Regions from separate parts of the Mus musculus genome. Here region 2 is linked to region 1. Evidence: chromatin loops called from intact Hi-C (ENCODE). Cell type or tissue: left cerebral cortex. All regions are shown on one strand.

Region 1 (8,000 bases):
GCAGCAGGAAAATCGGAGCGGCTCAGACCAAGGATTGTGCAACCCAGACCCAGGAAGCCCCAGTGCTGGAGGTGGGAGTGGGGACTTGGGCTCAGAGACAGAATCCACTTCAGAGGTGAGGCTAGACACACATAGATACCGCACGCTGGTTTCTACACTAGATTCCACAGCTAGTAAGAGTCACTTTCTGGTTCAAAATCCACCAAGAGGTGGAATGGGAAGCCCTGGCTCTGGCTGGGCTCCAGTGTCCAGCAGTCAGAGGCTGAGTGCCATTGCTGGTTCTCTGCGGCTGCTGTGGAGCACATGAGTGTGGAGGGGGAGGCCTTTGTCCAACAGTGCCCCACAGTAAAATGTGTAACTAGAGAAGTTCCCGAGGGAGCTAAAGGAGGCCAGCCCAGCCCAGCCGTGGCTAAGGAGCAGAGACTGGGGCAGGAGGAAGAAGGCAGAGCCACGAGAACTCTGATCAGAGGGCTACCCCAAACACACCAGAGAGGAATGGTGGGTTTTCCTTTTAATGCAAACTGTTACCATACAAAGTGATGTGGGGAAAGCCCCATTCTCCCCTACACTGGAGGGGGAAGGGAGGGAGGGCAGCTTTGTCTCTGAGTTCTCTCCCTTCGGTCATACTGAGGGCAAGAATGCTGTCGCCTGCTGTCTGGGGTTGACCCTCTCCAAAGGACAGGGCTCTGAGTTTGGAACTAAACTTTGTGGACATAAGGCAGGAGTGAAGATTTAGGGTGTTTGTTTGCTGTTCAGTTCTAAAATGCTACCCAGGATCTGGAGTTCTGCATAAAACAGAGGGGCTTGAGAATTTGGTTGTCCTTTAGAAATTAGGGTATATGAGCTACCACCACTGGCCTTCGTTTTGAAGGATGAACTGCAGGAGAGCTCACAGGAATATAAATGTCTGGGCATAAGAATCAAGAGCACAAGGCTAGCTGCTTAAACTTCCTCCTCCTTCTTCTTCATCTCCAATTTGTAGACAATCTGGTAGCCATCATCCCAGGCATACAGCTGGCGCTCACGGGGGTTATAGCGAAGGCTGGCATGGGCACCATATCGGCGTGGAAAATAGGAGAGTGCTGCCCTTTCAGGGGCGAGAGTACCACTGGCATCGAAGGAACACTGAATACGAGCCCTACTGGCAGGGCGGGTGTTATAGACAACGTACAGGGTCCCACAGATGACAAACGCAGCCTCTGCGTTCTCTCTGGGACATGGTGTGTCCCACTGCTGCTCTGTGTCAAGTGTCTGTGGGTCTAACTTGGCTAGACACAAATGCCTGTCATCATCTCGAGTGGCATAGACAGCCCACAGGCCCTCCTCATCAGCTGCCAGGTCGATATATGTATCTGCTGTCAGGCCGTAGGGGGGTATCAGGCTCTCTGCAGGGAACACTGAGCTATCCACCACTGTTCGGTTTGCCAAGTGAAATTTGATCAGCTGCAGAGTGTTCTCCAATTCACCACCCCCTCCAGGTCCTCCAGGAGGCCTTCGAGCATAATAAAGGAAGCCACCGTACACCAGCTGCCCCGTGCCTACCCAGGGGAAGGGCACCCGAATTCGGGAAGCTTTCCGGGCAGCCATGGCAAGGGTGAAGTCACGCAGCCTTGGGAAGACAAAAGCCGTGTCGTTCTGGGTGCCGTCTAACACGTAGATCTTCTCTGCTGGCCCCAGCGGATCCTTGGTCCATAGGCCAACTGAACCACCAAACCGCTTCAGGATCTTCATTGACCTCACCTGAGCGACTGTGTAGCTACAGTCTGGTGGGGAAGAGGAGAAAGCACAGGAGAAGGAAACAGAGGCCAAGAGTTAGATGTGTATAACAGGAACTTCCCCCAGAGTGGGCCACCTGGGGAACAGAGACACACTTTTCCGTGCATGTGTCCACTCACGGAGGGTTGAGAGATGGAGTACCGATAAAGGACAGGCCTCTAGAAACTCTCAATGAATGTGTCATTCTGAAAGATAGAGCTATGGTGGCTTGGGACAAGAAGAAAAGCAGGAAAGGGGAGTTCTGAAACTGTCTGGACCTCTGTGAGATCACTTACCCGTCACCATATCGTATTTCTCATTTCTTCGGCCCTTGCCTTTGGCTCCAGGACCTCCAGTCACCTTCTCATCCAGCTCTACACAGGGCAAAGCTGGGTTCTGTGTCTCCAGATAGTCTACCTCCCTTTCAAGACGGTCCACTCTTCCTGAGATGGAGTCTGCTTCAGTTCTGAGGGTCTCCCGCTCCTTCTCTGCCACCTCCAGGAGAGGCAACATCTTGTTTTTGAAGTCCCGAAGCTCGGCAGCATGCCGACTACTCTGATCCTGGCATTGGGCCAGCCGTTCCTGAAGGGATCGGGGAGTCAGGAAGGGTGGGTTGCAGGTTTATAGCTCCCAGACAAGCAGAGGCCCAGCCAGGGAGTCAGGGCCAGGAAAGGGACCAGCTCAGCCATGCTCCCACAGCAGAGGAGACTAGTCAGTGGTACCATCCCATCCGAGGAACCTGGCTTAATTTGCCTGAATAAGAGTCCTTCACCTTGCGTTCTCAGTGATCTGAGCCTCCAGGAAATTAGGATGCTACAGACTTCAAATTGTCCAAAAGGGAGTAGATGTGGGGTGCGGGGAAGAAACGGACAGGAAGTTGCAGGCAGATTGCCTGGGAAACTTGAACAGTATAGCAGCATAGATGCAGCCCGATTCTGACTCTCATTTCCCCTGCCCCCTTATTCCATCTAATCTGAGGGAGCCGTGTTGCGTTTATTTGCTGGGCAATTGTCTTATGTTGGGGAAATAAAAGTCTGTAGTTAAGAGGCTACTCGTCATTAAGGACTTCTTACACAACCCGATCTTGTCACTCCCAGAGCCCTGACAGCTAGTTGCACCTATAGATGTGGACTCATCCTGGGTGAGAAGAGAAACAAGTCCCTCACCTCTAAGGCAGCTAGTCGGCGTTCCATGTACTCCACAAGGTGGTGCTGCTGTCCCTGAAGGGGTCCCGTCCATGACAAAAAGAAGAGGAGCAGCAGAGGAGCACTGGGCCCCATGGCAGCCTTAAGTGGGGCCAGAGGAGTGTGTGCATTCGGCCTCTTTCCCTCCAGCCCGTTAGCTCTGGGGGCGGGGCGGGGGCGGGGCCTCCTCCTTCCCATCTCTGGTGTCTCTCACTACTCTGGAATGCTTTCAGTCTCTTTACAACCCCCACCCCCTCCTTCCCGCCTGGCCTGATCAAACACAGATGGCCCCTTTGCACAGTCGCCAGAAGCCTTAACTACCAGCAACTTAGACTTGTGAGCTCCTCCGGAAAGGGGAGAGATGGCAATCTGGAGGCAGAGGCCTTCTGAAAAATGAGCAAGTTGCAGGAAGCCGAGACCCCCGGAAAACTCAGCAAACTCCATTCGTTTTAGGAGAGGGCTTCCAGTGCTGACTCGGTAAGAACCCAGCACCCTTCATTAACCTATCCCTTCTCCAGAAATAACAGAATGGATTTTCTGCCTTGTTCAGTGAAGCCAGAAACACAGGAGATGAGGTTTGAGGGGATGGGGGTTGGGGCAAAGGGAAGTCAACTTTCTATAGCTCATTGGCGCCACCTTGTGCTGAGCATTCTGGGGCCATCTCCCATGGCAAAGAAATCAGGCGAGGACTTCACCGTGTGGAGAATCTCAACCTAAGCAAGCCAAATCACAGGGCTCCCTATGGAGTACCAAATCTCTGATTTAGCCCAAGGAAAGGAATAGAAACAAAACTGGAGGTTGTTGAGAAATGGGAGGTGGGGTTTTTTGTTTTTGTTTTAAGCTAGCTGACTTAAATATCCTTGACATGACTTTCCAGGTATTTCCCAAATAGGAGGGTGCAGCAAGGACATGCTAGTTTACATTCATGGATTTAGGGGAGAAACCTGAAAAAAAAAATATGTACAACATAGTCTAAAGGAAAACAAATATATTCTGACCTTCCTATCACTGGGAGAGAACAGACTATTGATCGCCTTTCTTGGTTATGGTTCAGTAGGGCATTTGTAAGTATCTCTCATTTCTTTAAAATTAAGTAAAAAAAAATTTGGTTTTTCAGTTACATATGCTTTTATGTGTCTGTATACAGGTATCTGCATGGGATACAGGTATCCGTGGGGACCAGACGAGGACGTCAGATCTTCCAGAGCTGAATTTTAGGAGATTGTGCGCTGCCTATTGTTCCTGAGCACTGAGCCCCTCTCCTCTGAAAGAACAGTACACTCAACTACTAAGCCTTCTCTCCAGCCCATGTTCCTCCTTTCTATCCAGCTAAAGCTACAGGGGAGCTAGGCAGGAACATACATCAGAAGAAGTCAAATATGCAGCATTTACAAAGGGGCCTGCAGTGATTAATCTAGACAAATTCCAGTTTCTTTTCAGGAGAAAATTTTGTTCACTTTGGAATCAAGAGAAATTGGATCAGAGGTTCTTCTTGTTTTTAAGAGTTCATTATGTGTCTGTGTGGGTATGCACCCTGCAGCTGGAGTTAGAAATCACTTGTGAGGGGTCTGACTGGGTGCTGGGAATGGAACCCAGACCCTCCATAAGAGCAGCAGGTGCATTACCGCAGAGCTGTCCCTAAAGAGGTGACAGCTCTAACAGGGCCTAAGGAGACAGACAAAAATATCTTTCCCTAAGTTTCATTTTCACTGTGCTGATTTGAATGTTTGGTGTCATGTGCTAGGAAATGATGTTAATTAGTTTATCTCAAAAGCCATCTGCCTTTTCAAGGGGTCAGAGTCAGGGAAATACTTCCTACAAAATTATATTCATTTCCAGTATGGAAATGTGTACAAAGATGTTCTAATGTAGCAGTGTTCTTTCTACTCATGTTCAAACAGAATGCTTAGGCACTTCAAAGAGGCCACATGTCAGTCCCCTCCATGTCCTAACACAGAATTGAAACCAGCCACAGTCAGAAAATTTACCCATTTTATTGATGCATTGCAACTGCTCTACTTTTTTACCATATTATGTAGAAAATACTGAAAATACAAGCTACTTTGTAAAACCAAAGACAACAACGAATCCAAAGATAAACTATGTTTTACACAATGGACCCTTTTCCCATAGTTAGTATTAAATTTTAAATAGCTATTTCTTTTGTTAAAATGATTTTACATACTCCCTAAGTACACCTGCATTACAAACATAGATCAGTAATTCTCAGAACTACCTGTTTCTAGAAGCTTGTTGTAAAGGAAGCACACAACCAGAAAAGGGAGAAAGAAAAAAAGTTTAACCACACACAGGAACTAGCATATCAAATACATTTAATAAAGTAGGAATTCCATTGCAATATCAAGGATTCAAAGCAGAAATACTAACATTACATATAATGTACATATAATGTACTGCTACATATAGTGAGATTATTTTTCAAGCTGAATTGAATTGAAACCACACATTATATAAAGTTTAGCAACAAACAACCATGGAAACGTGGAGACATGCTGCACCATCCATCAGTTAAAAAAAAACACAAAGCAGGCTTGGCCATTCCTGTCACCGAGAGGCAATTTCATCTCCTATCCTAAAACAAACCATCTCAACTAGTAAATTCCTGCATACTAATGCAGAATAGGACAGCCAGTACTGTGCTGGCCTGGCTAAGCCCCTCTAGCGGATGATGACGGATGAGCAACCACAAAAGCAGGCTCTCAATGGCCGGAACTGTTTGAAATGGGGTTCTTCTTCCTGGGGTTAACAGGGTAACCACCTCCTAGTTGCAACTGGGGACTCTGGAGTGACTAAGTGTCCTGGTGTGTGCCTATGCAACCCTTCCAGTTCCTCTCTCACCTGGGAAGGGAGAAACTGGAAATGCACGTTCTAAGAGAAGGTTTAAAGCCTTAAGCTGTTCCAAGGTCAGGCAATGCTGACCTAGGTCAGCGCTATGTTCGTAGGGCTCTCCTCCATGCCATCAGGGCAAGCAGTCAATGTTAAGCCCCAGGCCAGAATGAATGTAAAACTATGTCTGGCGCATACACATTCAGCAGACACAGATGGGTTATCTAGGAAAATCTGAAATGTCAGTTTGCAGAGTGACAACCTCAAAGTCTGTAAAGTCACACTGCTAGCCAGATGTCTCAGGTAACGATGCAAACTCCTAGGCATCCTCTTTTCCCATAAATTTAAGACTCCCATCTTCAATAACTGCTTATTGGATTAGGGAGGTGAGGAGGTGGGGACAGGGTTGGTTTGTTTTTTCCCTGCATCTCATTCCTATAAAAACAATAAATCTTGTCCCTTATAGAGAAAAGGTTAAAAAAAAAAATGTTTGCCTAGAAACTAGAACTGTATTTAAATAGGAAAAACCCAGAATGCTTGGGGGAAAGGAAACACAAAGATCACACACAGAATGACATAAACGGTATAACACTAGTGACAAACTACACAATGATGCGTGGTTATCTCAACCAACAGACTGCTGAACGCACAGCTTAATATAATGATTAAAGAAAAGACAACACACACCACGTTGCCGGCAGGCTAAACTGACTACCTGCCCTGCCCTGGAAACTCTTCCTCCCCATGATGAAGAAACTCCAAGTTCGTTGACAGCCCCTCGGTGTTCCACCTGGTTCAGAGCTTTCCTGACCGGGTTCCATGAAATCTCCCATCTCCATCCTGCACCTCCCTGACACCACCTACACAGAACCAATCCTAGAATTACCACTCTGATATAATTTAATTCAGGTGGACCACATCTGTAGCTTAGGGTTAACCTTCTCCCCACAAATCCCTCACGGGCAAGAATGTCCCCACCCCTAGTACCTTCAACTTGACCCAAATCCATGGAGGGGTTGAATACTAGGACAATTTTACAGTGTGAAGGGCCCCAAGAACAACATGTTGTCCCAAAGAAACCTCAGGAATTGTTCAGATTCAAGAGGTTTTGCTTTCTTTTTCATATTCGTCACTAATTAAGAAACCTTTCTGTGAGCTTCTTGTCACCAGTAGTTCTACAAAACCCTTCTCGTAGTATGGGGACATATTAAGCAATACAACAGGCTCTTTGGTATAAACACATCTGTTACATGCTTTAAAAAAAAAACAAAAAACAAACAAAAAAAAAAAGCCAAGCAAAGTTTACCAGGAACGACAGCTATGCAGAAAGGACTATCATATCACATGGAGGAGAGAAAAGGAATCCCATCCTAAGTGATGCACAAACCTTCAAATATGCATATTTAGCACTGGCGTCACTCTTCTCGCCTGCTTCCTGAACTCTCACAGAAGCCAGGTAGCAAGGCACAGTGAGAGAGCCACGTTAGGGAATGCTTCTGTGAGAACTGAGCTGAAGATCCAAAATGGAACGGGACAGAGGTGGCAGTTAAGGAGGAAAGCTGCGGCTTTGACTTGTCACTGTCGGTAGGGAGACTGAGAACACGAACGCATTTACACAACACAGCTACTCAACCTGCTCTGTTAAATCCCAGCGAACAGCTTGGGGTCACTGGGGCTTGCTGGTCATCCTAAGGCAAGCTCACTGTAAACTCTATTAACCACTACATTATCATATAAGGCACTACAATAAGGGGAGAGAGGAGAGGGGGAAGGAAAAGACACACACTGAACAACTCCTCACCAGACACACCTGTGCAAAACAATCCCAAGGTCTCCTCTCTGCAGGCAATGCCCCTGCTCTCTCAGCACTACAGTAATATGCTCTAATAGAATTGCAATTAGTTCACATACATTCCAACAAGTATCAGTTCATTTTGGTTTAAATACAATGGAGACATAATCCATCTCCGGGGTAACACTGGAGGATCAGATACACACTAAATACACAATTCAAGTGTAATCACTACACATTTGATTACAAATAACATTTTGGGTTAGAGGAAAAATTGTTATATTTCTTCTAATCAATATGTACATATTTAATTATGCAAAATATTAAAACACCACCATTACAAAACTTCTAAAATATTTTTAAATTCAGTAATAAACTTTTAAAATATTTTCTGCAATTCCTACATGCACTTATTACATAAG
Region 2 (8,000 bases), 300 kb before region 1:
CACCCTTCAGATTCTTGACGCCACTGGCTGGGACGTCCCTTCCCAGTACAGAGCTCCCTTCCCTGACCTCTGACCCTGCTGTCTACCTTCACCTTGCTAGGGGCTCCCTTTCTTATGGCCAAGCCACAGGGTCTGCTCTTCCTCTCCCACTCTCTCCAGGCCTCAGGAGATGGGAAGAGATCTGGATCTTTCCTCCTTAGCCCAGTGAGCAGGGACTGTCCAGGCAGGTGTGTCTAAGCCTTGGCCTTTGGGCTGCATGTGACGGTGCTGGTTGTTTTTTTGTCGAATTGAAACAAACCTAGACATATCTGTGAAGAGGTAACCTCGGCTGAGAAAGTGCCTCCGTCAGATTGCATGTATGTGAGTCTGCAGGACATTTTCTTGATTAACGATTACATGAGACGTCACAGCTTATTGTAGGCAGTATAGCTCTGGGCAGGTGGTCCTCAGTGTATGAGAAAGCAGGCTGAGCAAGCCACAGAGAGCAAGACAGTACGTAGCACCCCTCCAGAGCCTCTGTTTTGGTGCCTGCCTCCAGGTCCCTGCCTTGGGTTCCTGCTCTGACTTCCCTTCATGCTGGGAACCGGAAGCTGAAATAAACTCTTTTGTCCTCAAGTTGCTTTTGGTCATGGTGTTTGGTCACAGGGACAGAGGCAAAGTTAAGACAATAATCTATACTATACAGTTAGCATGATGCAGAGTAAGCTGCACTGTGCCCCTCAGCTCGTGGGAGCTCCTCTTAGTACTGCGTGATTCGCTCAGTTCCAGTCCCCAGCTGAGCAACGGGAGAGCACTCTATGGTGAAAGTAAGCTTGAACTTTGATCACACCTATTTAGAGGTGTGGCACCTATCCCCCAGAAAATGACAGAATCCCAGACTCCACCTAAATATGGCTCACACAGATGAGTTTTCAGAGCAAGCACTGCTCTGTCACTGTCGCCCTGGTCTCAGACAAGTCACTTAGACCCCATAGATGTCTCTTGAGCAATGACTACCTACACAGGGATGCTGAGCTGTAAGGACACAATGTGTGCATGCATCCAGGATAGTATCTGGCACTTAAGGGCTCACAATAGACTGTCCCTCTTCTTTTTGCTTAATAACCATTAAAAATAGTCTTCGATAAAAGGGTAAACATTAATTGAACCACTCCCGTGTGCCATGTGTTGGGTAGACATTTTAAAATTTCATGTTGTCTCCCAAATACTTTATTATGATGTCAAGTAATTGTGTGTGTGTGTGTGTGTGTGTATTGAAACAGGGTCTTATTATGTAGTCCAGGTGGCTCAGGACTCAATACATAGCTTAGGCCTTCAACTGCCTCCAAACCTGCTGTAGCCTCCAGAGTGCTTGGATGACTATGTGTCAAGATTCCTAGTTTTAAAAGATATATTAATACTAATTTGAGGAGACAAGAGATTTGAAGTAAGAGAATTTAGACTGCTCCTGGCCTCTGGACTGACTGGTACACTCTGTCTCTAAAACACGATACCTGGTATTTTCTACCCCTGCTCCAAATTCCATATTGGTCATTAAACCTGACAGCATGAGGAAGTGGCTACTTAGTACTGATACATAAGCTCGGAGGATACTGTGCCCCCAGCTCTGGCTTGGTGAGGAGATTGTAAGCTTCCCTTCCCCCAGCCCCAGCCAAGATGTCTCCATCACTGCTGCTTCGGGCTTGCTCTCCTCATCCTGATGTAGTGATGTCCTGGTCGATGTGATTCTCTGAGGGCAAGGTCAGGGCATGGAACCTTGCTGTTGGGGCTTGAGGCAGCAGTTCTCAGGGTTTCACTGACGGGAGGTCGCTTGGCAATCCTAGCAGTTTTCAGCAGAAGAGACACATAAACCTACATGATGAGTGCTGGCTGTTATGTTTGACCGCTATTTGAAATCGATACTCCTGCACTGGCTGGGTCAGTTACAGCCAGCTGTAATTTATGTCACAGAGGAGCCCCTGGGAGGTACAGGGAAGGAGATAGCCTGGGACTACACAGGTCATTGCTTACTTGACACTGTTGTAGGATAGATTCCCCAGAATATGCCTTTTTCCTTCTGACTTTAAAACAGTGCGTGCCAAGTATTATTATTATCTATGAAAGATTTATAGGAGAAAATGAAAATCCTGCCCTTCATCCGAAAGCCTGCCTGATGGGTTTCTGTAAACCCTTCCGGCTTTGTGTGTGCATGTGTGTCCTGACCCACATTCACAAATGTTTTGAAAATGAAGCTGTACTTTGTGGGTTTATTTTTTTAAGATTTATTTATTGTTATATGTAAGCACGCTGTAGCTGTCTTCACACAAACCATAAGAGGGTGTCAGATCTCGTTATAGATGGTTGTGAGTCACCATGTGGTTGCTGGGATTTGAACTCAGGACCTTCAGAAGAGCAGTCAAAAAAAAAAAAAAAAAAGAGCAGTCAGTGCTTGTCTTAGTCAGGGTTTCTATTCCTGTACAAACATCATGACCAAAAAGCAAGTTGGGGAGGGAAGGGTTTATTCAGCTTACATTTCCACACTGCTGTTATCACCAAAGAAAGTCAGGACTGGAACTCAAACAGGTCAGGAAGCAGGAGCTGATGCAGAGACCATGGAGGGGTGTTTCTTACTGGCTTGCTTCCCCTGGCTTGCTCAGCCTGCTCTCTTAATAGAACCAAGACTACCAGCCCAGGGATGGCATCACCCACAAGGGGACCTCCCCCCTTGATCACTAATTGAGAAAATGCCTTACAGCTGGATCTCATGGAGGCATTTCCTCAACTGAAGCTCCTTTCTCTGTGATAACTCCAGCTTGTGTCAAGTTGACACAAAACTAGCCAGTACAGTGCTCTTAACTGCTGAGCCATCTCTCCAGCCCTACTTTGTGGTTTTTAAGAAAGTATTTATTTGTTTATTCATTTATTTATATGAGTGCTCTATTTGTATGTGTGCTTGCATGAGAGAAGAAGGCATCAGATCTCATTACAGATGGTTGTGAGCCACCATGTGGTGCTGGGAATTGAACTCAGGACCTTTGGAAGAGCAAGCAGTCAGTGGTCTTAACCACTGAGCCATTTCTCCAGCTCCCTGCTTTGTGGTTTTTAATTGATTACTTCTAATGTGTCATGATTATCTTTTCAAAAGAATAGATGCTGAGAGTTAGACAAATGGTTCACGCCTGTAATCCCAGTGCAGGACTGAGAGGCAGGGGAGTTCCGGGTTCACAGCCATCGTGGGCTACCCAGCAAGATTGCAGAAAAAACCAAAACTAACAACACATACATGAGAAAATGAATATACAAAAAATATAAATTGGGGCCGTTATTTTTAGTGGTTTATGGTATTCCACTATAGAGATGTCATTAGAGGCGATGTATTGAATATAGCTATTTTGCCACCACACTTACTTTGGGAACAGGAATCTCTCTGGTAGTCACTCAGTACTCAGTGTGGCATCACTGTGCTGTTCAGCTGACATCACCATAGAAGTCTGTTGACTTCCATGCTGGGCTGTGACCTGTACCTGCCATTGGAAAGAGAGCATGAGGCTGCATAGACAGAGTGGCGGAGTAAGGGGCACCGCGTGACGTTAGCACGAACTGCGCATGCCCGAGTAGGCTCGCTTTCCTCTGAGAATATAAACTGAGTGGAGAAGCGTGCTGAGCTGTCTTCCGGCCCTCTGTGGCTCTTTCTAGCAGTCCCCAGGTTCCAACACTTACCAAACTCTGCCCACAGGGGGCACTCCAGCCCTCACTTGAGCCCTAGGCCTAAGAGAACCTTCCGCTCTTGCATAATGACTTAGTTTAATATCCATCTTCCTGAAGGTCAATGCATTTCATCTGCCATTTAAAATAAAAATAAAAATAAATCCTTGTTATACAAATGCAGGTAGCTCTAAAAGTAAGAAGCGGGGCAGCAAAAACCAGGTCTTCTAGTCTTATGATTGAAAGCCTGTACTGACAACACTTGTTTGGGTCCTGAATGGTTTACACACTATTCTCAATACTCCAAACAAACAATAGGGGTACAATAGTTTCCAGTGGGCAGATAGGGATTCTGAGACTGGCAGAGGTTAAATTACTTGCCTGAAATGTGGTCTTGCCAGGGGTCAGGGCACGGGTGATTAACAAAGGGCCTTGTGTACTGCGTTCTGTGGCTACTTTACCTATCTTCATCACCATCACCACCACCACCACCACCACCACCACCACCATCATCATTTAATCATATTATAACCAGAGATGAAGTAATCCTGGCAGAAGTGGTGCTGACTGTGTTTGTGTGTGTGTGTGTGTGCGTGTGTGTGTGTGTGTGTGTGTGTGTGTAAAACTGATTTTTGAAGAGTTGGTGGCCTGGGGACACAGCCCAGCAGAAGAGTACCTGTCTGGGATGTGGGTTTCTGAGTTCAGTCCTCAGTACTGAAAAGTCCAGATAGTGGATTTATTTTTTATTCTTGATTTAATTTTGGTAGATTTATTTTTCAAGATTTATATTTCATGTAGGTTAGCACTCTTGTGGGCATACAATTCATAATGTTTGGTGATTCTTTTTAAAAAATTAATATTATTTTAGGGGCAATCTCTAATGTAGCCCTCCACTACCACACACCATGCAGTTGAGGTTTCCTTATTCTGGGAACTGTCGGGGGTCTGGACAGCTCAGGTGTGATGGTTAGGCCTCACCGTGGGAAAACCATTTTACTGTGCATTGTATCCGTATTTGGAGTTTTGTCTAACTGTCTTTCTGTTATGGATTTATTGACTGAGTGTGTACAAAAGCTGTATGTGTGTATGCTCAGCCGCATGGGCACGTCTTCCTATTTTGAAACTGGGTCTAGTACTGCACCTGGAGCTTGCTGTGTTTCACAAGTGGGACCCCACTTGTCTCTGCTCCCCAGTGCTAGGTACAGCTGTGTGTCACCACACCCAGCTTTCCCCTGGACACCGGGGAACCTAGTCAGTCTTGTTCAGCAGATGCCCTACCCACTGAGCTATCTCTCTATTTTCATGTTACTGAGTTTTAACTTAACTTCCCTGTGGTCTGAGGACACACTCTGTACCCTTAGATTTGCTAAGTCATGTATTATTATTATTATTATTATTATTATTATTATGTAGATATGTAAGTTATGCATGTTAAGTTATGCTCATAATGTGGTCCATTTCAGCAAACGTTGCAGAAGCATGTGAGATGCTCATGGACCTGGTCAGGAGACCTAGAGCTGCCCGTTCACGTTGGCTAACACAGTATCAGTGAGCTCAGCTGTGCCCTTTCTCACTCTCTGCCTTGCTTGATCTGCTCATTTCTGAAGAGAAGGTGCTGAAATCTCTACTCATCCAGCTGGGTGGGTCTATTTCTTCTTGCAGTCTACCAGATTTTTGCCTCATGTTAGTTCACCCTCAGGTTGGGCACATTTGCATTAAATCCTATCTAACGTAATCGTTTCTTTTGAAACATATACATCTTTATCCATAAATTATCCTTTTGTTGTTATTTATTTATTTGCAGTGCTGGCATTGATCTAGGGCCTTGTAGCGCTGGGCAAACACTCGTAACAGGAGCTATATCTTTAGCCTTTATTGTTTCCAGAGAGGGTTTTGCTATGAATCTGAGACTGGTCTTAAACTCTGAATTCTCTCCTATGCCTGCTTGCTGAGTTTTGGGACCACAGGTCATGGGTCATCTTGTGAGGCTTTCTCTGGCACTTGTGTCATTGTGTACATACGTAAGTATACATATAAATATATGCATGTGTGTGTATATATATATATATTCAATATACATAAGCAATGCATATATATGCAATTGAGTATATTAATATTGAATTTAATATTGAATGTTGAAATAGCAATTGAATGCAATGCTGCTCTTAATATTTTGAACAAACTTCAATTTTAAGACAATTCAGAATGAGAACAATGACTTTGCTTTGCGTCTATTTATCCTGTCCTCAAGGCTCATGTAGATCTGAGTTTCTTCTCTGTATATTTTCTTCTCTCTGAAGAACTCTTAGCGTGTTTAGTGCAAGGCAGATCTGACAACACATTCCCCATGTTTCTGTTTGCCTGAGAAATTAGTTCTAAAGAGAATTAAGTTTCACAGGGTAGAGAGCAGTAGATTGGTGGTGTCTGTCTTTTCTCAATGCATTAAGCCCGTCATCATGTCGTCCTTTTGTTTATAGAGTTTCTGGAGACTTGGATGTCTCCTGGCTTTGATCCTGAGTGCACGCCATTTCCCCCTCTCCTTTCAACATTTTCCTCTCCATCTTTGATTTTCTGTTGTCTGAAAATGATAAGCCCGGGTATAGTGTTCGCTTGCTTACTTCTTGGTTTTGCATTTCTCCTGCTTGATGTTCTCTGAGTTTCCCAGAACTGGAGTTTGCTTTCTGACAATAATTTGGGGGAAAGTCTGAGCCACTCTTGCTTCAGACATTTTCCCTCCTCTCTGCTGTTCTTGGCTTTCTGGTCTTCCCTCTTGCAGATGCCCTTCCCTTTCTGGTCACTGCGCTCTTTGTTCTCTCTGTTTCGGGTTGGCTTCTGCTGAGATTCTCTCAGGCTTGAGGACAATGTTCCTCCCTGTGTCCAGTCCACTGAAGGGCTGACCATCAAGGACATTCTGCACTGCTGCTGCAGTGTTCCTGGTCTCTGGCTTTTCATGCTGGCTGTCACCTTACCCTTTAGACCGGAGCCTTAGAATCTTAGTCATTTAATGATCCCTGTTTGATGATTCCAAAACCCCTGTCATGTTTGGTATTGAGGCTTACTGGCTTTCTTCAAATTATGTTCTTTTAAAAACATCTTTGAGACAAGGTCTCATGTAGCCTAGGCTTGGGTTCCATCCTCAGTAACACCACTCTCTTCCTAGTCAATCTCACAGCCCTTCGGGGTAGCACTCTGTCTTTTAGAGTCCTGAGGTGTCTCTTGTGCATCTTGTTCTTGACCTTCAGTTCGATAGGAAGGCTAAAGAGCTGGAGTTGAGTATTTCTAGTCCCTCAAGCCTGTTGGTTTTTGATGAAACTCCAGCCAGTTGGATTTTGGTTAACTAGTTTCTCCTGAGATTAGACCACATTAAGAGAGCACTTTGGAATGTTTCCAAATGAGTTTCCTTCCCCTTTCAATTGTCAGAAACACACAGAGAATTTTCTTGGTGTTGATGGTGAGAACTGGGTTGAGTTCACAAAAGCACAGGTCCCCTATGCCCACGTTCCCTGGAGTCTTTCATTCCAAGTGGCTACTGAGCTTCCAGGAATCTGTCAAATACAGGTCAGGTTTCGGTGACCTGGATCGGCTGCTGCAGGGGTCTGGCGCTCAACACTGTTTGCTTCTTTGTGTTAGATCCACCTGCCTCTCTTACTTTAGAGGAATAGTTTGCAGTGACCTCATTTCCTTGTGAGTATAAAAAGGGCAGCTGATTGTTCAGTTTGTTCTCTCTCTGTCTCTCTGTCTCTGTCTGTCTCTATCTCTCTGTGTCTGTCTGTCTGTGTGTGTTTGATGTCAGGTGTTTTCCTTAGTTATTCTTCACTTTATTCTGCAGACATGGTCTCTCACCAATTCCACTGGGCTGGCCGGCCAGCAAGCTCTAGGACTCACAAGTCTTTGTCTCCTCAGCACTGGGAATAAAGCTGCTGGCCACTAAGCCTGCCTTTTTATATGAGTGCTGGGACTCTGGTTTCAAGTCTTCATGCTTATATAGCACACCTTTGCCTTAGCAATGGAGTCACTTCAGCCCTCCGTTTGCTTGCTCGCTGCCAGGACGGCTTCTTACATGTGGACCAGCGGGGCAGCTCTAAAGCATCATTTCTTCCAGATTTAACACTCAGCCCTTCCCCTCCTCACGTACTTCTCCATGGTTTCCTCTCAACAAATAATCTGCCATTCAGGTCTACAGGTTGGAGTAAAGACCTGTGGGACCTTTCTAACCATTTCCAGCCCTAGGCACTCTGAGCTGACAGAATGTGATGGCGGCAGACCGTCCCCCCTGGCAGCGTCCAGCTGCTCACTGAGCCAGGTTTTATGACTTG

What was found. Hi-C counts contacts between places; a loop is a spot of excess contacts. Peaks named below come from ENCODE experiments on the same cell type or tissue, not always from the same donor. Only the 100,000 strongest peaks of a DNase experiment are listed, where the experiment ranks them.
Region 2: it touches region 1 in a loop (7-fold over the local background); 28 of 42 quality-filtered maps call a loop at or near these places.

Annotation. Positions count from the first base shown.
Region 1 is chr3:103,734,901-103,742,900 of GRCm38, forward strand. It overlaps Olfml3 (olfactomedin-like 3), which reads right to left and starts at 3,101. Exons shown (of 3, transcript NM_133859.2): 1 at 2,922-3,101; 2 at 2,052-2,337; 3 at 494-1,763. The coding sequence starts at 3,035. The coding sequence ends at 943. Hipk1 (homeodomain interacting protein kinase 1) reads right to left here. Exons shown (of 16, transcript NM_010432.2): 16 at 4,915-8,000. In left cerebral cortex, CTCF peaks have their summits at 2,962 (motif pointing right) and 3,584 (motif pointing left); DNase peaks (open chromatin) are centred at 136, 2,351, 3,010, 3,270 and 1 more place; H3K4me3 peaks cover 1,451 bases; H3K27ac peaks cover 3,105 bases.
Region 2 is chr3:103,435,483-103,443,482 of GRCm38, forward strand. No RefSeq gene overlaps it. Among named protein-coding and RNA genes, the nearest start is that of Gm25199, 6.3 kb to the right of the region's middle. In left cerebral cortex, a CTCF peak has its summit at 3,720; a DNase peak (open chromatin) is centred at 3,707.